2 separate regions of the Homo sapiens genome follow, and region 1 is linked to region 2. A link is an interaction called in ENCODE POLR2A ChIA-PET data of the cell type or tissue named here. Cell type or tissue: HCT116. All regions are shown on one strand. Region 1 overlaps LOC124903058 (a long non-coding RNA gene). Region 2 overlaps EP400 (E1A binding protein p400).

Region 1 (5,000 bases), 100 kb before region 2:
CAGGCGGCTTCTTTCACTTAGTAACGTGCATTGTCATTTCTTCTGTGTCTTCAGAGTTTGGAAGCTCTTTTCCTCTTGGTATTGAATAGAGTCCCACTGTCTGGATGCACCCCGCTGACCCACCCACTCACCGACTGCAGGGCGTCCCGGTTGCTGCCAGGTTTGGGGGATGATGACTAGGGCTGCCACACACCCGGCTGTCTTTGCTGACTCAGCAGTCGTGCCTGGGGAGGGAGGGGTGAAGGGTCGGGGGAGGGGTGAAGGGGGTAGGGAAGGGTGAAAGGGGAGGGAGGGTGAAGTGGGGAGGGAGGGGTGAAGGGGCTGGGCCTCCCCAGCTGACCCCAGACCTCTAGGCTGGAGCAGGGGAGTTTTTACCCACGAGCCTGCGGGGGCGGCTTTGTTGCTCAAAAGCATAAATGCACAGAACCGCCTTTGCCTGGGGCTGGAGGGATTTCGCAAGCTCTCCTCCTCTCTGAAGGCACTTGGGTGTGAGACCCCAGGCCTGGAGGCTGTCTGGGGGCCTGGGAGGTGAAGGGGTTCCAAAGGCCCCACCCTCACCCCTGTGTTCCTATAGGTCCAGAGGTTGCCTGGGCGAGGGACTCAGGAGTGAGGTCGGGCTGCACCTGGCTCCTAGGGGTCACGAGAGTGGCTGGGGTCTGAGGAGGGGACACTTGGGCCGAGAGCATAGAGGGGAACACAGGACCGCGCAGGCCCCTGCTGCTCTGTGGCCAAGCAACCCCCTGCCAGGGCTGGCATCTTAGGTGGGTCGATTCAGCGCCTGCACCAAAGCTTCTAACCTGTCAGCAAGATCAAGACGGCCCACTCAGAGCATCTGAGATGAGTGCTTTGTGCATTTGGAAAACAGAGCATTTCCACAGCAGCCGGCCAGGACAGATGTCTGTTTTATTTCACAGGGTCATAACGATGCCATGTCCCCATCTGTTGCCGCAGGTGAAATAGGGGCGGGGACAATCCAGGGACATCTTTCCCAGCATGCATGAACCAGAAATAACACCAGCGTGTCTGAGAAGAAACGGTGAAGAAATCCACCCTGGCTGTCTGTCGGGCAGCCCCGGCGAGGAGTTGAGTCCCCTTACCGCTGCGAATGAGCTGTCCTCCACCCCACGTCGGAGACCTCAGCGCCCGGGGCCCCGGCCTGTTAGCACCTGCATGCCTTTGACGGCAACCCCTGGCATATGCCTGGGCCTCACAGCTATTGGCGGAGCGCCTACTCTGTTCCAGGCACAGGGCACAGCAGCAACCTGGACCCCCCAGGGGTGGCTCCTCCTCCATCCCGGCTTCCTGCTGGAACATGAGCAGGCAATTCACACAAGAAGCCTGTAATCCCAGCACTTTGAGAGGTGGAAGCGGGAGGATGGCTTGAGTCTTGGGAGTTCAAGGCTGCAGTGGGCTGTGATTGCACCACTGCACTCCATCCTGGGTGACGGAGCAAGACCCTGTCTCAAAAAAAAACAAAAAAAAAAAAAAGAAAGAAAAAGAAAAAAAAACAACAGAATATTAAAATGAATATGTAAATGCAGGAAAATCTGTTTTTTTTTTTCCTAAGAGGTGGGAGGAAAGACAATGGAACCTGGTGGATAAGAAAGAATTTCTGTCTGTCAGTTGCCTCAGCCTACAACGTGATGTACAACAGCTCAAAGACAACGAAAAGCTAGAATCTGACAGCCCTGGAGTACCTGCTCTGATTTAAAATGCATAGTTTTCCTGTGAAACACAGGTGTTTTTTTTTCTATACTATGGTGCTATTTTTATAAAGCTTAAAAACAAGCAGGCCGGGTGCGGTGGCTCACGCCTGTAATCCCAACACTTTGGGAGGCTGAGGCGGGTGGATCACGAGGTCAGGAGATCGAGACCATCCTGGCTAACATGGTGAAACCCCGTATTAGCCAGGCGTGGTGGCAGGCGCCTGTAGTCCCAGCTACTCGGGAGGCTGAGGGAGGAGAATGGCGTGAACCCAGGAGGCAGAGCTTGCAGTGAGCCGAGATCCCACCACTGCACTCCATCCTGGGCGACAGAGTGAGACTGTCTCAAAAAAAAAAAAAAAAAGCAAAGCTGGAAAAGATAGCTTCTAGGTATACACATGCACATACGCACTAAGATCGCTTCTAGGTATACACACACATACGTGCTAAGATAGCTTCTAGGTATACACACGCACATATGCACTAAGATCACTTCTAGGTATACACACACATACGTGCTAAGATAGCTTCTAGGTATACACACGCACATACGCGCTAAGACTGTTTAGTGAGAAGCAAGGAGATGATGCAGTGTCAGCGGGGAGTCTCGCAGCTGACACAGGGTGAGTCCTGTCTGACTCCATTTATGTGCAGTCCGGGGATGGGCACGCTAATGTCCAGAGGCTGAGATCAGGACAGTGACTCACTCGTCAGGAACGACGGGGCACCTGCCAGCTTCCTAGGGTCTGAGATGCCCTACATCTTGAGGGGCTGTGGTGACACAGGTGTGCATGTGAGCAAAAATGAATCAGGCTGTGCCCTTCATATTAGTGCACTTGACTGAGAATCGGTTACACTTCAGTAGAAATAACAAAAAACAAAGGAATAATAAGCGCAAAACTCAGGCATGAGTAGCCTGGTTGGGGAGGTTGGGAGGATGGGATGGGAGGACCACAGATGACAATGAAAATGACTGGGCCGGGCGCGGTGGTCACACCTGTAACCCCAGCACTTGAAGAAGCTGAGGTGGGAGGATCGCTGGAGGCAGGAGTTCGAGACCAGCCTGGGCAACTTAGTGAGACCACCCCCCCCGCCCCCAATCTCTACAAAAAGTAAGAATAAAAATAAAACAGCCAGTCATAGTGGTGCACGCTGTAGTCCCAGCTACTCAGGAAGCTGAGATGGGAGAATTGCTTCAGCCAGGGAGGTGGAAGCTGCAGTGAGCCAAGATCCTGCCATTGCACTCCGGCCTGCACGACAGAGCGAGACCCTGTCTCAGAACAAACAGAAAAAATAAATTGGAGATGTTCTTAGTTTTGGGTGAGGTGGTGATTTACAGGGTGTTCCTTATTTAATTATGCTGTTTATATGTGCTATGTATATTATTATGTATGTATTACATAGCAATAAAGAAAAAGGTCTGAGAAGATTATTTAAGTAAACATACAGGAATTCCCAGTATGTTCTTTTTTCTTTTCTCATATACAGTATTTCTTCTTCACGAAAATTTTCAAGCTTAGAAAGGAGTTGACTTGGCTGGGTGCAGTGGCTCACACCTGTAATCCCAGCACTTTGGGAGGCCGAGGCGGGCAGATCACCTGAGGTCAGGAGTTCGAGACCAGCCTGGCCAACGTGGTGAAACCCCCATCTCTACTAAAAAATACAAAAATTAGCCAAGCGTGGTGGTGGGCGCCTGTAATCCCAACTACTCAGGCTGAGGCAGGAGAATCGCTTGAACCCAGGAGGTGGAGGTTGCAGTGAGCTAAGATCAAGCCATTGCACTCCAGCCTGGGCGACAGAGCGAGAGACTCCGTCTCAAAAAAAAGAAAAAAGAAAAAAGAAAGTAGTTGACTGGGCCTGGCGCGGTGGCTCACACCTGTAATCTCAGCACTTTGGGAGGCTGAGGTGGGTAGATCACTTGAGGTCAGGAGTTCGAGACCAGCTTGGCCAACATGGCGAAACCCCGTATCTACCAAAATACAAAAATTAGCCAGGCAGGGTGGCAGGTGCTTGTAATCTTAGCTACTCAGGAGGCTGAGGCAGGAGAATTGCTTGAACCTGGGAGGTGGAGGTTGCAGCGAGCTGAGATTACGCCACTGCACTCCAGCCTGGGCAACAGAGCAAGACTCTGTCTCAGAAAAAAAAAAAAAAAAAAGGAGTGGACTGTAATTCCGGCACTTTGGGAGGCTGAGGCAGGTGGATCACTGGAGCCCTGGAGTGTAAGACCACCCTGGGCAACATGGCAAAATCCCGTCTGTGAAAAAAATTCAAAAATTAGCCGGGCATGGTGGTGTGCACTGGTAGTCCCAGCTACTAGGGAGGCTGAGGTAGGAGGATCGCTTGAGTCTGGGAGTTGGAGGCTGCAGTGAGCTATGATTTCTCCACTGCACTTTAGCCTGGGGCAACAGAGTGAGACCCTGTCTCAAAAGAAATTTTTTTTAAAAGAAAGTAGTTGAATGAACAGCCTTTTATAAGCACCGCACCTAGATTCCAGCATTGTGAGGGCTTTGGATGTTGCTTTATTTATTTTTGTGCTTGTTATAGCAATTTTGAAATAAAAACAGATATCATGACATGTCTCTCCTAAATATTTTCTCTCTCTCTCTAAGAAGGTGCACATTTTCCTACATAACAATATCACGATCACATTTGACAAAATTAACAATTCCGGCCCAGGCACCATGGGTCATGCCTGGAATCCCAGCACTTTCTGAGACTGAGACTATAGGATCGCTTGAGCCTAGGGTTCAAGACCAGCCTGGGCAACATAGTGAGACCCCTTATCTAAAAAACACCAAAAACACAATGATTTTGTAATGTTGTGTCAGACCCATCCATATTGAAATGTGTCCCATCCCCACACACAATGATTTTGTAAGGTCGTGTGAGACCCATCCATATTGAAATGTGTCCCGTCCCCACAAAATATCTTTACATGGATTCGTTTGAACGATTACCCCATCCAGGGCCACGTGAGTTGTGTAAACCTCTTGAGCTACAGTGGCTTCCTATTTCCTCCACGTTGTGAGTGAACATCAGGGCCAGTTGTCCTGTGATGGAAGCTTGAAGCCATGTGGGCCGGGGAAGATGAGGAGTACAGGGGCCCGGGAGGCGTGGCTTTGGTTTAGGTGATCAGGGACAGCCCCTTAGGAGGGGACATCCGGCTGAATCCTAAAGTCACAGAGTGCCAGCCTTGTGCGGTTCCAGCGGAGTATGAGCCTGGCAGGGCTGAGGTGGGAGCTCACATGACTGAGCTTGGCCCGAGGTGTGTGGTGGGCATGGAAGGATGGTTAGAAG
Region 2 (5,000 bases):
GTTAAATTAGTAATGCCAATAATTTAAAAACACAGGTCACTCACGCCTGTAATCCCAGCACTTTGGGAGACTGAGGTGCATGGATCACCTGAGGTCAGGAATTCGAGACCAGCCTAGCCAACAGGGTGAAATGCTGTCCCTACTAAAACTATGAAAATTAGCTGGGCATGGTGGTGCATGCCTATAATCCCGGCTACTCAGGAGGCTGAGGCAGGAGAATTGCTTGAACCTGGGAGGCGGAGGTTGCAGTGAGCCGAGATTGTGTCACTGCACTCCAGCCTGGGCAGTAGAGCAGGACTCCGTCTCAAAAACAAACAAACAAACAAACAAAAACCAAACAAACCATCAAATTTCTACTAGCTTTGGAATAGATAGTGTTGGGTTGTGAAAGCAGTTTCATCCTTGGGATTTTTGTTGTTACTTTAAATTTTGATTTAATTTCAAATGTACATAATAGTTGCAATTAATTATTTTAAAAACCCCTTATATCCTTTACCAAATTTATCAGTTGTTTTTGCCCCATTTGCATTATTTTCATTCTCATATATATACACATATCTAAAACATCATATCCTATTCTTTTATCTGTAAATACTTCAGCATGTATTAGATAAGAATGTTTCCTTACCTAATCACAGTACAGTGATAAATATCAGGAAATTGTACAGTAGTACAATAATACATTCTAATCCATAGTTTATATTCAAATTTCATCTCTTGTCTCAAGGATGTCCTTCATAGTGTTTCTTTCCCCCTAGTCCAGTATCAAGTTGTCATGCCTCTCTGGCCTTTTTAATCTGGGTTGGTTTCTTAGTCTTTCATGACCTTGGCTTTGGCCTGGGCCTGGGCGTTAAAAAGTACAGACCAATTATTTTGTACAGTGTCCTTTGATGTGGGATTGTCTGATGTTTTCTTGTGTCCTCTTTGGATCATGTATTTTTGAGAAGATTGCTATAGAAGTAATGATATGTCCGTTTCAATGTGTCTTATCAGAAGGGTGTGATGTCACTTTGTCCTATAACTAGTAATGTTAACTCTGACCACTTCGTTAAGGTGGTTTCTACCAGGCCTGTCCAGTGGAAATTTATTTATTTTTCCTTTTTTAAATGATGAGTAATTTGGGGGAAGATACTTTGAGACTATGTAAATATCCTGAATCTCCTTAAACTTTTACCCACTAGTTCTAGCATCTGTTGGTGAGTCTTGCCTGAATCAGTTATTACTATAAAGAATCCATGCTGGGTTTTCTAACTCCATCATTCTGTCTACATTTATTAGAATCAGTAGGCTGTAATATATCACTATCAGTATTTATTTGCTTATGTTTGTTTAAACTTATTTAATGTACATTCAGTAAAATGCACTGTTTTTTAGTCTGTACTTGTGAATTTTGACGAATCCATTGAGTTGTGTAACCACCACCACAGTCAAGCAACAGAAGCTCCATCACCTCCCAAAATGTTCCCTCATCAACCCTTCACGCCTCCCTTGACCTTTGTTCTCCATCGCTAATGATTTTGCCTTTTCCAGAATGAATATCTATGGAATCCTAGTCTGGGTTGCTTTTCAGTCTGGCTTCTTTCACTTAAGATAATGCATTTCAGATTCATCTACTTTGTTTTATTTACCATTAATTTGTTCTTTTTATTGCTGAGTGCTATTCCATTGTGTGAATGTGCCCCAGTTTGTTTATCCATTTACCCTTTAAAGAATATTTGGGTTGTTTCCAGTTTTCAGAATTTGGGAATAAAGCTGCTACAAATGTTCACATACAGTTTTTCATGTCAACATAGGTATTCATTTCATTTGGATAAATGCCTAGGAGTCAAAGAGTCTCTCTGAAAGTATTCTGGTTTGGGTGGCTGGCTGGCTGATTTCAAAAAAAAAAAAAAAGAAAAACTAGGAATCAGATTTCTGGGTATGTTGAACTTTATTAAGAACCCGTCCGGCCGGGTGCAGTGGCACACACCTGTAATCCCAGCACTTTGGGATGCTGAGGCGGGAGGATTGCTTGAGGCCAGAAATTTAAGACCAACCTGGGCCAGGCACTGTGGTTCACGCCTGAAATCCCAGCACTTTGGGAGGCCAAGGTGGAGGATCACTTGAGGCTGGGAATTTAAGACCAGCCTGGACTAGGCATGATGGCTCATGCCTGTAGTCCCAGCACTTTGGGAGGCCTACATGGGTGGATTACCTGAGGTCAGTAGAGACCAGCTTGGCCAACGTGGTGAAACCCTGTCTCTGCTAAAATTGCAAAAATCAGCTGGGCATGGTGGCACACGCCTGTAATTCCAGCTTCTCAGGAGGCACGAGAATTGCTTGAACCCAGGAGGCGGAGGTTGCAATGAGCTGAGACAGCGCCACTGCACACCAGCCTGGGCCACAGAGTGATACCCTACCTCAAAAAAAAAAAAAAAAAAAAAAAAAGACCACCCTGTCTCTACTAAAAATTAAAAAATTAGGCCGGGCGTGGTAGCTCATGCCTGTAATCCCAGCACTTTCGGAGGCTGAGGCAGGCAGATCACCTGAGGTCAGGAGTTTGAGACCAGCCTGGCCAACATGGTGAAACTCCATCTCTACTAAAAATACCACAATTAGCCGGGCATGGTGGCGGGCACCTGTAATCCCAGCTACTTGGGAGGCTGAGGCAGGAGAATCACTTGAACTTGGGAGGTGGAGGTTACAGTGAGCCGAGTTCACCCCATTGCACTCCAGCCTGGGTGACAAGAGTGAGACTTGTCTCAAAAAAAAAAAAAAAAAAAAAACCTATGTGTAGTGATACACACCTGTAGTAGTCCCAGCTACTTGGAGGCTGAGGTGGAAGGATTGCTTGAGTCCTGGAGTTCGAGGGTGCAGTGAGTCGTGGACATGCCAGTGCACTCCATCCTGGGCCACAGGGCCACATAGTGAGACCCTGTCTCAAAAAAATAAAAAGGTGGCTAGGTGCGGTGGCTCATGCCTGTAATTCCAGCACTTTGGGAGGCCGAAGGGGGGCGGATCACTTGAGGTCAGGAGTTCGAGACCAGCCTGGCCAACGTAGTGAAACCCCGTCTCTACTAAAAATGCAAAAATCAGCTGGGCGTGGTAGTGGGCGCCTGTAATCCCAACTACTCGGGAGGCTGAGGTAGGAGAATTGCTTGAACCCAGGAGATGGAGGTTGCAGTGAGCTGAGATCATGCCACTGCACTCCAGCCTGGGTGACAGAGCAAGACTCTGACTCAAAAAAATAAATAAATAAATAAAAAGGCTGGGCACAGTGGCTCATGCCTGTAATCCCAGCACTTTGGGAGGCCGAGGCTGGCAGATCAGTTGAGGCCAGGAGTTCGAGACCAGCCTGACCAACATAGTGAAACCCCATCTCTACTTAAAAAAAAAAAAAATTAGCCAGGCGTAGTGGCGTGCCGCTGTAGTCCCAGCTACTTGGGAGTCTGAGGCAGGAAAATCTCTTGAACCTGGGAGGCGGAGGTTGCAGTGAGCCAAGATGGCACCACTGCACTCTAGCCTGGGCGACAGAGTGAGACTCTGTCTCAAAAAGAAAAAAAAAAAAAGATTCAAAGAAACTTCCAAACTTTCTCAAAGTGCCTGTACCATTTTGTGTTCCCAGTAGCAATGTATGATAGTTCTCTTCGTTTTGCTTCTTCTCTAGTACTTGTTATTGTCAGTTTTCTTTTTTAATCATTCCAGGTCTAGTTTATTTTAATTTGGATGTCTCTGAAGACTAATAAAGTTGAGCATTTTTTCATTTGCTGTTCGTATATCTTTGACAAAGTATCTGTTCATGTCTCACCCATTTTTTCAGAGTTATTACTGCATTTGAAAATTCTTCACATAATATGGACATGTTTTTTGTCAGCTACATGTTTTGCAAGTATTTTTTCCTGTCTTTGGCTTGTTTTTTTCTTCTCTTAAGACTATCTTTTTCAGAACAAAAGTTTTAAATTTTGTGGAAGTACAATTTATCGTTTTTTTCTTTTATGGATTTGCTTTTGATGCCATATCTAAGAGCTCTGCTCAATCCAGGGTCAGAAAGATGTTCTTCTGTGTTGTCTCGTAGAAGTTTTATAGTTTTACTTTTAGATCTATGATTTATTTTGCGTAAAATTTTGTGTAACATGGCAAATATAAGAAATTTGCATGTGAATGTTCAGTTGTTCCATGCCATTTCTTGAACAGACGATCTATGTATGTTGAGTTGACTTGCACCTTTGCCAAAGATGAGTTGATACTTTTATGGTTCTGTTTCTGGATTCTCTTCTCTTCCCGTCTCTTTATGTGTTTTTCTCTGCCAGTGTCACACTATTGTGATTACTATAGCTTTATGTAAGTTTTGAAGTCAAGTAGTGTGAGTTCTCCAAGTTTGTTCTCCTTTTTCAAAATTATTTTGGTCATTCTGGTTCCTTTCCCTTTTTGTATACATTTTAGAATGAGCTTGTTGATATCTACAAAACATCTTGCTGGGATTTTGATTAGAATTGTGTTGCGTCCATTGACCTGTTTAGGGAGGAGTGATATCTTAACAATATGAGTCTTCCAGTCCATGAATATGGTGTATCTCTCCATTTATTTCAGTATTCTTTGATTTCTTTCATCAACATTTTGTAACTTTCAGCATACCATATATTTTCTTAGGTTTATACCTCAGTATTCCAATTTTGGGGGGTATTATAAGTAGTACTTAAAAAAATTTCCAGCTGTTTATTGTAAGTATATAGGTATACAGTTGATTATTTGAACCTACATTCTGCAACCTTGCTAAACTCATTTATTAGTTTTAGGAGCTTTTTTGTAGATTCCATGGGATTCTCTACATAGAGAATCATGTCTGCAAATAGAGCAGGATTTTTTTTCTTTTTCAATCTGTATGCTTTTTATTTCTTTACTTTTCTTTTTTTTTTTTATCGTATTGGCAAGGGCACCCAGTATGATCTCCTTCCTGATCTAGGGGGAAGGCAGTTAGTCTTCCACCTTTAAGTAAGATGTTAACTGTAGATTTTGCAGAT

The links. Peaks named below come from ENCODE experiments on the same cell type or tissue, not always from the same donor. Only the 100,000 strongest peaks of a DNase experiment are listed, where the experiment ranks them.
Region 1: POLR2A ChIA-PET joins it to region 2 with 5 read pairs; 5 of 35 experiments call an interaction of 5 or more read pairs at or near these places.

Annotation. Positions count from the first base shown.
Region 1 is chr12:131,862,997-131,867,996 of GRCh38, forward strand. It overlaps LOC124903058 (a long non-coding RNA gene), which reads left to right. Exons shown (of 2, transcript XR_007063537.1): 1 at 1-160; 2 at 952-1,540. Among named protein-coding and RNA genes, the nearest start is that of ULK1, 29 kb to the right of the region's middle. RefSeq lists enhancers at 1-359, 1,024-1,687, 4,828-5,000. In HCT116, no CTCF peak of the experiment used is centred here; a DNase peak (open chromatin) is centred at 2,355; H3K4me3 peaks cover 616 bases.
Region 2 is chr12:131,964,161-131,969,160 of GRCh38, forward strand. The region is part of intron 2 of EP400 (E1A binding protein p400); the gene reads left to right. Among named protein-coding and RNA genes, the nearest start is that of EP400, 17 kb to the left of the region's middle. In HCT116, no CTCF peak of the experiment used is centred here; no DNase peak of the experiment used is centred here.